Linked DNA regions of Homo sapiens: regions 1 and 3 are each linked to region 2. A link is a contact called in ENCODE Hi-C or POLR2A ChIA-PET data. All regions are on one chromosome and are shown on one strand. Each heading gives the region's core, a stretch centred on a gene start or an enhancer-like site at or near the end of the contact. The rest is flanking DNA. Distances are from core to core; before and after follow the strand shown.

The links. Hi-C counts contacts between places; a loop is a spot of excess contacts on that map. ChIA-PET counts read pairs that join two places held with the same protein, here RNA polymerase II (POLR2A). Pooled maps may share reads with other maps.
Region 1: a pooled map shows a loop between it and region 2 (8-fold over the local background). The contact joins the promoter of GOSR1 here to the promoter of GIT1 in region 2. A Hi-C loop is called at or near these places in 1 of 168 maps with a recorded cell type or tissue (CD4-positive, alpha-beta T cell) and 4 of 50 pooled maps. POLR2A ChIA-PET finds 5 or more read pairs at or near these places in 1 of 52 experiments (H1).
Region 3: a loop to region 2 is called in a map of CD4-positive, alpha-beta T cell, with 2.9 times the contacts of the local background. The contact joins the promoter of PHF12 here to the promoter of GIT1 in region 2. A Hi-C loop is called at or near these places in 1 of 168 maps with a recorded cell type or tissue (CD4-positive, alpha-beta T cell), 3 of 37 single-sample maps with no recorded cell type and 11 of 50 pooled maps. POLR2A ChIA-PET finds 5 or more read pairs at or near these places in 1 of 52 experiments (activated CD4-positive, alpha-beta T cell).

What each region holds. Positions count from the first base shown.
Region 1 is chr17:30,476,133-30,478,951 of GRCh38, forward strand. GOSR1 (golgi SNAP receptor complex member 1) reads left to right here and starts at 1,276. Exons shown (of 9, transcript NM_001007025.2): 1 at 1,276-1,332. The coding sequence starts at 1,302. RefSeq lists enhancers at 1,020-1,169, 1,320-1,539.
Region 2 is chr17:29,588,131-29,591,049 of GRCh38, forward strand. GIT1 (GIT ArfGAP 1) reads right to left here and starts at 1,518. Exons shown (of 20, transcript NM_014030.4): 1 at 1,197-1,518. The coding sequence starts at 1,248. RefSeq lists enhancers at 1-699, 1,599-2,498 and silencers at 917-1,106, 1,367-1,846.
Region 3 is chr17:28,949,980-28,953,078 of GRCh38, forward strand. PHF12 (PHD finger protein 12) reads right to left here and starts at 1,539. Exons shown (of 15, transcript NM_001033561.2): 1 at 916-1,539; 2 at 86-267. The coding sequence starts at 981. It overlaps LOC105371716 (a long non-coding RNA gene), which reads left to right and starts at 1,623. Exons shown (of 5, transcript XR_001752822.2): 1 at 1,623-3,099. RefSeq lists enhancers at 1-40, 1,781-1,830, 1,931-2,340, 2,042-2,663 and a silencer at 1,341-1,610.

The DNA of each region.
Region 1 (2,819 bases), core at 26-2,525, 890 kb after region 2:
TTGGCAGAAGACATAAATGTCAGAATCAAGAAGCTGAGGATATCCCAAACAGGATAAATCCAAAGAAATCTACACCAAGGCACATCATAACTTCTGAAAACTAAAGAACAGTTCTTGAAAGCAGTGAGAGAGAAAATGTATTTTAGCTACAGTGGAAAAACAATTCCAATTTTAGTCAATTTCTTATCTGAAACTATGGAGGCCAGAAGGAATTGGCACATTTTTCAAGTGCTGAAGAAAGAAATTGTCAACTTCAGATTGTATATCTGGCAACAATATCCGATCCCCCAAGAATGAAGGGAAATCAAGACATTCTCAGATGAAGAAAAACTAATAGAATTTGTCACCAGCTGATCTACTCTTTAAAAAAAAAATGGCTGAGGGAAATTCTTGAAACAGAAAGGAAACGATTAGAAAAAGGAATCTTGGGACACTAGGAACGAAGAAGAGTAAAATATGCATAAATCAAGTAAGCTTTCCTCTTCTCTTGAATTCTCTAACTTATGCCTGACCCTTGAAGCAAATATTGTAACACTGATGTGGTTCTCCTCAATGAATGCAGAGGAAATACTTAAAAACAACTATATTATAAATGAGTGGGGGAAAGAACTTTACAGGAATTAAGGTTTCTACACTTCACTAGAATTAAGTCAGCACCGGTAGACTGTGATAATTTATGTATCTATAAAGTGTGGGTTTGGACAGCAGATTTTATCAGGTTGAGGGCTCAGGCCGAGAGCATGTAGAAGCAGTTAGCTCACTCTTTCTAGATGTGGCGGCTGACAAGGACAAAGAGGGCTGGGACTAGAACTGCTGTAGACAAGGAAAGCAGCCAGTGGAGAAGAGCGCATACGCCAAAGAACGTGGATGATGGAGCACAGGCGGGGAGGTAGGATGAAGGAAATGGCTCTGGGAAGAAAGGGTCTCTATGTCTGAGAAAGGAAGAAATTGGCTGAAGATACAAATTAGAGACAAGGTGAGGGAAATTGAGGGAGTTGCCTGAGGATGATTCTCCTCCCAGTCAAGTAGGCACCTGCTGAGAGAAAGGATAAGCCGAGATGAGGGAGATGATGATGGTTTGGGGCGCAGAAAGCGGGAATGAAAGACAGGAGCTAAAGCCGAAGTTTTTTCTCTCTCGCTACTTAAAAGCTGTAAGATAACGAATTGATCAGCAGGTGGCAGTGTCCGCGGAGGCTCGCATCCCGTCGGCCCTGGCTCTCAAGGCGGAAACACGCACCATGGTGACTTTCCGGCCTGCATCGCCTCTGCTCCCCTATCCCGGCTGACGTTGGACGACAAAGATGGCGGCAGGGACCAGCAGTTACTGGGAAGGTGAGGGCGAGAAGGCCTCCGGGTGCGTCCTACGAGGGTGAGAGGGGCTGAGTGAGGACAGATCTTGGGAGAAGCAGCACAGGAAAGAACCAGACTCCCGGAGCGGCCGAGCTGAGCAGCGGGGCTTGCCTAAGTGGGATCCCCGGGGCCTTGGGGATACCGAACGGTCTGGGGTAGGGGTCTGGCCTGGCCGGGGCGTGTGAGCGGGACGTGGGGCAGGGGTTGGGCAGAGTGGACAGAGCGGGGATGTAGAGGAAGAGGGCTCTCAATCGCCTGGGTAGAATTGTGTTGAGGGAGTAATGGAACTCGGACGAAGGGGCTTGGGGTACGAACTCTGAGAGGAAACGAATGTTGAGGGAGAAGATCCAGAGCCCCGGAGACTGGAGGAGTCAGCGCATTGGAGCTGAGGTCACTATTGGAAAACTGAGTGGGAAAAGAGAAGGAGGAACTTGCATTCCGGTCCGTCGGAGGAAGTATGAAGAGAATAGGAGACAGAATGTCTCTTATTGGGTCTCCATGACAACTACAGGTTGGGGACTTCCAGGACTGGGTGTTTGAAGGAGGAGAAAATAACTTACCCTTCTGCTCTAGAGTCTAGAATCGGTTTTATTGAAAAAGTTGAGAGAACCTGTGTGAATTGCAGTTACATTTGCTATACTTCTCCCACCAAAAAAACCTTCCTGTGATTTGACAAATGCATTTGTTTAATTCCTGAAACTATAGTCGGATAAAGTGAGCTTACATAAAACTCATTCGTGGATTATGATGATCAACAAGAGCAGAGAAAGCTCACCTTTTTCTCCCAACTGTCTCTTTGCTTTACAGCCGCATAGAAACTACTTTCCAAATTCCTTTGACCTGTTTTTATTGCTATACACTGAAGCCTCTAGAAACCACAGTATTGTCACTATCAGCCCCTTGGTCTAAGAAACTCAATTCTAAATTTATCCAGATTTGCCTATCATACTTTCAAAATGCTTTTACTTATGTTTCCTACTAGAGAAGACAATTATTCCAATCACAGAAAAGCGTGCTTATAGTTTAAAACATGTATTACAATGCCCATTTGAAATGTGTGTACCAGCTAGAAAACTTTTTTTTTTTTTTTTTTGGAGACTCGCTATGTCGCCCAGGCTGGAGTGCGGTGGCGCTATCGATCTCGGCTCACTGCAGCCTCCGCCTCCTGCGTTCAAGCGATTCTCCTGTCTCAGCCTCCTTAGTAGCTGGGACTACAGATGCATGCCACCACGCCTGGCTAATTTTTGTATTTTTAGTAGAGACGGGGTTTCACCATGTTGGCCAGGATGTTCTTGATCTCCTGACCTCGTGATCCGCCCGCCTCTGCCTCCCAAAGTGCTGGGATTACAGGTGTGACCCACCGCGCCTGGCCGCTAGAAAACATTTTAAAATTATGTAGAAGAGGCTACTGATATCTTTATTACTAGTCATTAGCCTGTGGTTTTTTGAAGCAGCATGCTATAATATTA
Region 2 (2,919 bases), core at 268-2,767:
CGGTGGGGTCCTGGGCCTGCTCAAGGGGTGGCTGAAAGTTATGGGCCCACAAACCAGCACCCCATACTCTCACTCTTAATCATGCCCACAGCCCCGCTAGAGTTCACGGACCTCCGCAGCCTGCCCAGGGGCCTACCAGGGAGATAGCTCCTTTGCTAAAGAAAGAATGGATGTGGGCTAGAGCTTCCTTCCCAGGCCAGCTGCAGAGCCCCGTCACTGGCTGTCCTCCCTCATCAGAAGGGAGCAGCCTCTTGGATCATTACCCCTGACTTCCTCAGCAGGCCTGGGGGGTTTCACTCCAGCCCAGTCCTAACTCTGTTAGGAAAAGGAAGGGAACCACCATGTAAATACAGCCAGGAGACAGGCCAGGAAGCCAGCAGGATACGGGGAATCTCGGCACGGCCTCCCACCCATTTCTGGCCAGACTGGGCTAGGGGACAGGGAGGGGCCCGCACCCAGGATAGCTTGATGCCAAGCTCACTTTCCCAAGCAGGCCTTACCGGTGAACAGGAACAGCAGGGTCCAGCCGAGCTGTTCCCAGTCACCACCAGCAGGCCTGGGGATGCCTCCCGAGAAGACACCCGGGTCTAGACTGGCCCTGAACGCCAGGCCCGGCAAGGAGCGCTAGCCTTAGGAACCCGAGGCAGGGAGTCCTGGGAGTAGCCACCGCTCATCTGCTCCTGAGGAGACGGTATTCAGGCCCCACTGGCGCATCTGCCCGGCCCTCTGCTCCTTGCCCTCCACCACCCCGGCAGGCGTACCGACCACGCGAGCAGCAGGTGCAAGACGCGGGGGTGGCACTGAGATGACATAAAACCACACTCGCCCCCACCTCCCAAGCCCTGACGGCCTCCGCCACGGCCCTCCTGCCACCCCAGGCTGGCGCTTCCGTCGGATACAGAGATGGAGGTGGAGGAGCAGCCAGCTGCCCGCCTCCCTCAGACCGAGGAGCGGGAGGCGGCGCCGGGAACGTCCTTCCTCGCTAGTCCACGGCCTCCAGGGAGCATGGGCACCCCAGGCCGGCCCTCCCGCCAAGGGCGCAGCTCCGCAGTGGCCGAGGCGGGGGCCCAGCCTGGAGGCCGCAGCCCCCCGCCCCGCCCAGCCCTCCGGCCCCGCACAGCGCTCTTGCCAGGCCCCGGCGCCCGCCCGGCGGCGGCCTGGCTGTGCGGTCCCGCCCCCGGCCCCGCCGCGCTTACCCGGGGCGCTGCAGTCCGCACACACCTCCGCTCGCGGCCCCTTTCGGGACATCCTCAGCGGCGACGCGGCCGCAGCCCTCTGGGCCAGCGTGGGGGGCGCGGGCGGCGGGCCCGGGCGGCGGCGGCGGCCCCTGCTGCCCGGCCCGGCTCCGGCGAGGCCCCGGCGAGGCTCCGCGCGCCCGGCCAACCGTCCGCCCCGGGGCTGGCCCGGAACCCGCCGTGCCCGCCTGCCCGCTCGCCCTCGGGCGCCCTCCGCCCCGCGCCGCCCCGCCGCCGCTCGCGGCTCCTCTCTCCGCCCCCTGCGCGGCTCCCGGCCGCTTCTGCAGGAAGCGGCGCAGGCCCTGCCCACAGGGGGAGGGGCCGCACCCCCGCCCCGCCGCGCGCTGCCGGCCGCGCCCCCTAGAGAAAGGAAGCCCGGGCGCGGGCAGGAGGGGGCGGGGGCGCTTAAAGGGGCCGCGGCAGATGCCCGGCCCCGGCGGGCAGCGTGGCCTGCGGCCCTGGCCTCCGCTGCAGCGCTCGCCTGGCCCGGAGGCAATGTGAGTCACCCTCACAGCCCCCTCCCCTTCACTTTCCGCGTGGGGTGGACCGGGGGACGCTGGGCCCACGGACGGCGAGGGTGGGGATTAGGGAAGAAGGACTTGGAGGCCCAAGTCCCGCTCCAGGTCAAAGGGGCTGTGCCTTGGGGTACCCGTCTATCTCTGGTTGGGGTGAGGTGTGCGTCCCTGTCCCGTAGGTGTCCACATCTGTGTGTCCAGGGGTGTGTGTGTATGTGTCACACTCTTGCTGAATACGCCCACTGCTAACAATATGGACGCCCAGGTGCCAGAAAGGTCAGGCAGTGTATTCCCCTGCCTCCGGACTAAAAATATATCTATCTCTCCATGCATCCTTCCATCCAGAGAGGAGAGAATCTGGGCGGTTTTTAAAGACCTCCCGAGGAGTGACCACTGTGCCTGTGTGCACTCACATCCACTTGTCATCCGCCTTACACACACCCACGGTGTTTCTGGGCCACCAGAGGTGTGTGTGTCCAGAAAGGGTGCATATAACATAGAGGGGCCGTTTCAGGTGACGGCCTTTCTTCCTGGACTTCACACGACGAGGCAGGCAAAGGCAAGGCAGGTGAGGGACGTGGGTGGGCTGGGGGGCAGGGAGCCTAGGTAGAGGCCGCACATGAGCGCAGCCCCCGCACTGAGCATGCGCCCCCATACGCGTGTGCCGCGCGTGTACCCAACCCCCAATCCCTGCAGCAGCAAAAGGCCCGGGCACTCTGCTTGTGGGGAGAGGGTAGAGGTCCCCAGGGCCAGACCTGGGGGCCAGGTCAGTGGTGACAATTGAGGAGGGGTTCTCCAAGAGTCAGAGACTCCTGCTTGTTAAGATGGGGGCAGTCCTTTGGCAGGGGTGCTCAAGTTGGTCGATTATCCCAACGGTGCCAGAGCGGCAGTGATTTGTGGGTGGGCAGGCTCCTTCCCTAGGGGAGACAAGTAATGCTCATGAGTCACACCACCCGAAATACATGCAAAGCTGCCTCCATCGCCTTTTGCTGCGGCCCAGATTGACAAGTTTGTTTGAAATCGCGATCCATGGGCTTTATTTATAATTGCACCTTAAAAAAATCTTGCAGGCCTCCCCTCCCTCGACAGCCAGCCGCTCAGCTGGTGGGGCTTTTGCAAGCAACGATACCTAGCTGGTGTGTAGGGGGGAGCACCACCTGCCGCCCCGA
Region 3 (3,099 bases), core at 289-2,788, 640 kb before region 2:
ATTTCGGCAGTCAGGGGCAGGCCGGGTGAAGGAATGCGCAGAGAAGGGTCCGCCAAGAAGCTCCAAAAGGGTCCCCAGACCTTACCAGCACTGGAGGTGGAAGGCAGCCGGGCAGTGGTCGCAGCACAGGAGATCTCCACCTTCCTTGCAGCTATCGCAGCTGTCGTGGTTGGTGGCCCTGCCGCTTCTCCGGGGCTCCTTCTCAGGCTTCCGACTGCGCTTTTCTGCCTCGTCCGTCTTGGGGGGAGCCAGCAGAGCTTGGATTTGCTGCACACACATACAAACGGCGTGTGTGCACACTCGGAGCTCCCGGGCGGTCCGTCGCCCCCCCGGCGCGGTTTCTCCGTCACCCACCCCTCTCCCCCCTTTTGTCCTTCTTCCTCCCATCCAGGCTGCTCCCAGAATCTCTCAGCCCCCGGAACCAGGGGGAGCCCACCCTAACCGCGTTCCTGCAGCACAACAACGAGAACAGCTTCTTCCAAATGGGGAGGATCAAGGGTAGGGGGATGGGAAGAGGGTGCGCGGTTCCCTTCTTGCCACTTCCTTGTATGGACAGTGGGGGACTCCAAAGACCCGCTCGGGAGAGGCCCAAAGCCCGGTACCCGGACGTGCTGGGGGAAGCACAAAGGGGCCAACAAGAAGGGGGTGGGGAGGCCTGCCGGTGCAACGAGATGGAGTGGGCTGGCGCCTCGGGAGAGCGAATCGAGGGCGGCGGGTAGGTGAAACTGCTGCAAACGTCCTCGGAGGCTGAGCTCAGCCCCCTAAATTGCAAAGAGGGGAGGGAGAGGCTAGGTGAGGAAGAATCCCCCTCCCTCGGCCATCTAGGCGCTTCGAGTTTAGGACTGGCTTTGTGGGGCGGAGGGCGGAGGTTCCCTCCCGGCGCTGGAGGAAGGAGATGAGGAGGGCCACTCTTACCTCCATCAGCCCCCCTGATGTGTCCAAGTCGTACACGATCGTCTTGGTCTCCATTTTCTCCCACATTCATCCACCTCCCGGGCTGGGTGCTCTCTGCTCCGGCCCCCCCAACCCCGGGGGGAGGGGGGAGGTGAGGGGAGGGGGCGCTCCTGACCCCGGCCCCGCTTTTTTCCCAATACGGGTCCCGACTTCCTCGCCCTGGCTCCCCCCCACCCCCCGGCCCCCAGTCCCCGGGACGACAGCGTCCTCCCGACGGGCCGCGAGGGGGGAGCGGCCCCTCAGTCCCGGCCCGGCTGCTGGCTGCACAGTGGGTCCCGGCTCCGGGGGTCAGGCCTCGGCGGGGCCTAGTCCCACAGGCTAAAGCCGGCACTGGCGACAGCCGGTCCGGCCGGGAAGGCTGGCGGGCGCTGCCATCCCGGGGCTGGGGGTATCGGAGGGGGGGTGAGAGGTTACGTGAGGTTGTGGTACGTGAGGTGACTGGGGGGAGGGTGATGGGGGGTGGTCCCCGGGCTCCGCCTCTCGCCGCCGCCGCCGTCTGCGTCCCGGCTGCCGCGCACTTGGCGCAAACTTACCGCGAGCGCCCGCAAAGCCACCCGCGCAGGCGCCCCGGGATCGGCGCTCGCCGCGCGCAACCGCAGTGACAGCCGGCGGCCTGGCTCCCGCGCAGCCGCGGTGAGGGAGTACCCCCCAGCGCGCAGCCGCGCTGGCATTCGTCTGGAGGACCGAAGCCCCACCTTTCTGCCCTGCGCCAGCGCACTGAGACAAAAGGGCGGGACCTGAGGTCTCGCGCAGGCGCTTGAGAAAGCTTGTAGGGGTCAAGGCGCAGCCGCAGGAAGCTAGGGACTGTTCATCCATTGGTGTTTGTGTGCAAACTAAGACGACTCTGTTCTGCGCAGGCGTGTTGGGGGTGCTCCCCCTTCCTCTCCATAACACAGACGCCTCCCGCGCAGGCGTATTGCCTTCCGCAGGCCCTCACAAGAAAGCTGCTCCTTTCGCCATTTTGGTAATGGGATATGGGCTATCATGCCCTTGGAGTCCTCAGGCATGAACAGAAAGGAGCAAGGTGTGGTGTTGGATGGAGCTGGTCGCCTGTCGGTGACAGCAGTATTCCTAGGGATGTTGTACTTGACCGTTTGGTTCTACCATCGGGTGTGGCTGGACCAGGCCACCATATTGGTAAAGAGAAAAGCCATTTGAGACAGAAAATGACGCTTTTGGAGGCGTGTGGGATGACTGTGGTTCCTAATTCTCTCCCGCTCCTGACAGATAATTTTATCAGTTAATTGTATCCTCAGCATCCCTGCCTTGCGTGGTGGTGGCACTGGAGAGTTCCGCCTGCCCGTTACCACCCTCTCTTCACCACTGTCCCTGAGATCTGCTCTTCAAGAGGAAGCCTAAAGTGGAGAGTTTGTAATCCTGACAACGCCCAGCTACCTGCGTACCCCGGACTCCAACTCCCAGTTTGCAACGCCAAAGGGTCTAAAGGGCGAACGGGGGCGCATTGCATCCTGGGAGCAAGAATCGCGATAGGTCTGATGGATTGTGGGAACTGTAGTTCCATGTGCGTGCGATGCACTCTATGGTAGGATAGACCCGGGGAAGAGTCATTTGCCGGCCAGGAAGGGATACTTTTGAGAGCGTCAGTGCTGCATGCCGGGATTTGTAGTCTGAGGGCCCGCCTCGCATTCTGGGCGGGGATTCATGCTCCTTTTCAGGGCGCCCGCTCCTCCCCTTGGTATTGCCGTCAGAGATGGGCGGTTGGTTATTGCTGCCTGATGGTGGATGAAGCAGTGGAAAAGAGAATTGTATCGTTGTGCTTGACACTAGGGGTTTAGTTGGAATTGTTGCTTCGTAGCTGTGCTCGGCCCACTTTTAATGTTAAGGGACACAGCATTCTCAGAGTCGTCAAACTAGCAAGGGTTTAGAGACCATCTGATTTAATCCCCTCTTTTCCAGATGCACAGGGAGGCGCAGTGATTTGCCTAGGTCACATAGTGCATTTATGGCAGACCTAAGAATTGGATTTCTTGATTCTCAAGCCAGACACTGTCCATTACACTATGTCGACTGTGTCTAAGGAATTACTATGCTTGCTTTGGGGACAGTAAGGAGGATGAGTTAGACAGAGTGGGGATGTCAGTGTATGGAGTCTTAGGTTTCTGTTTTCCTGACTTTTCGCTTTTC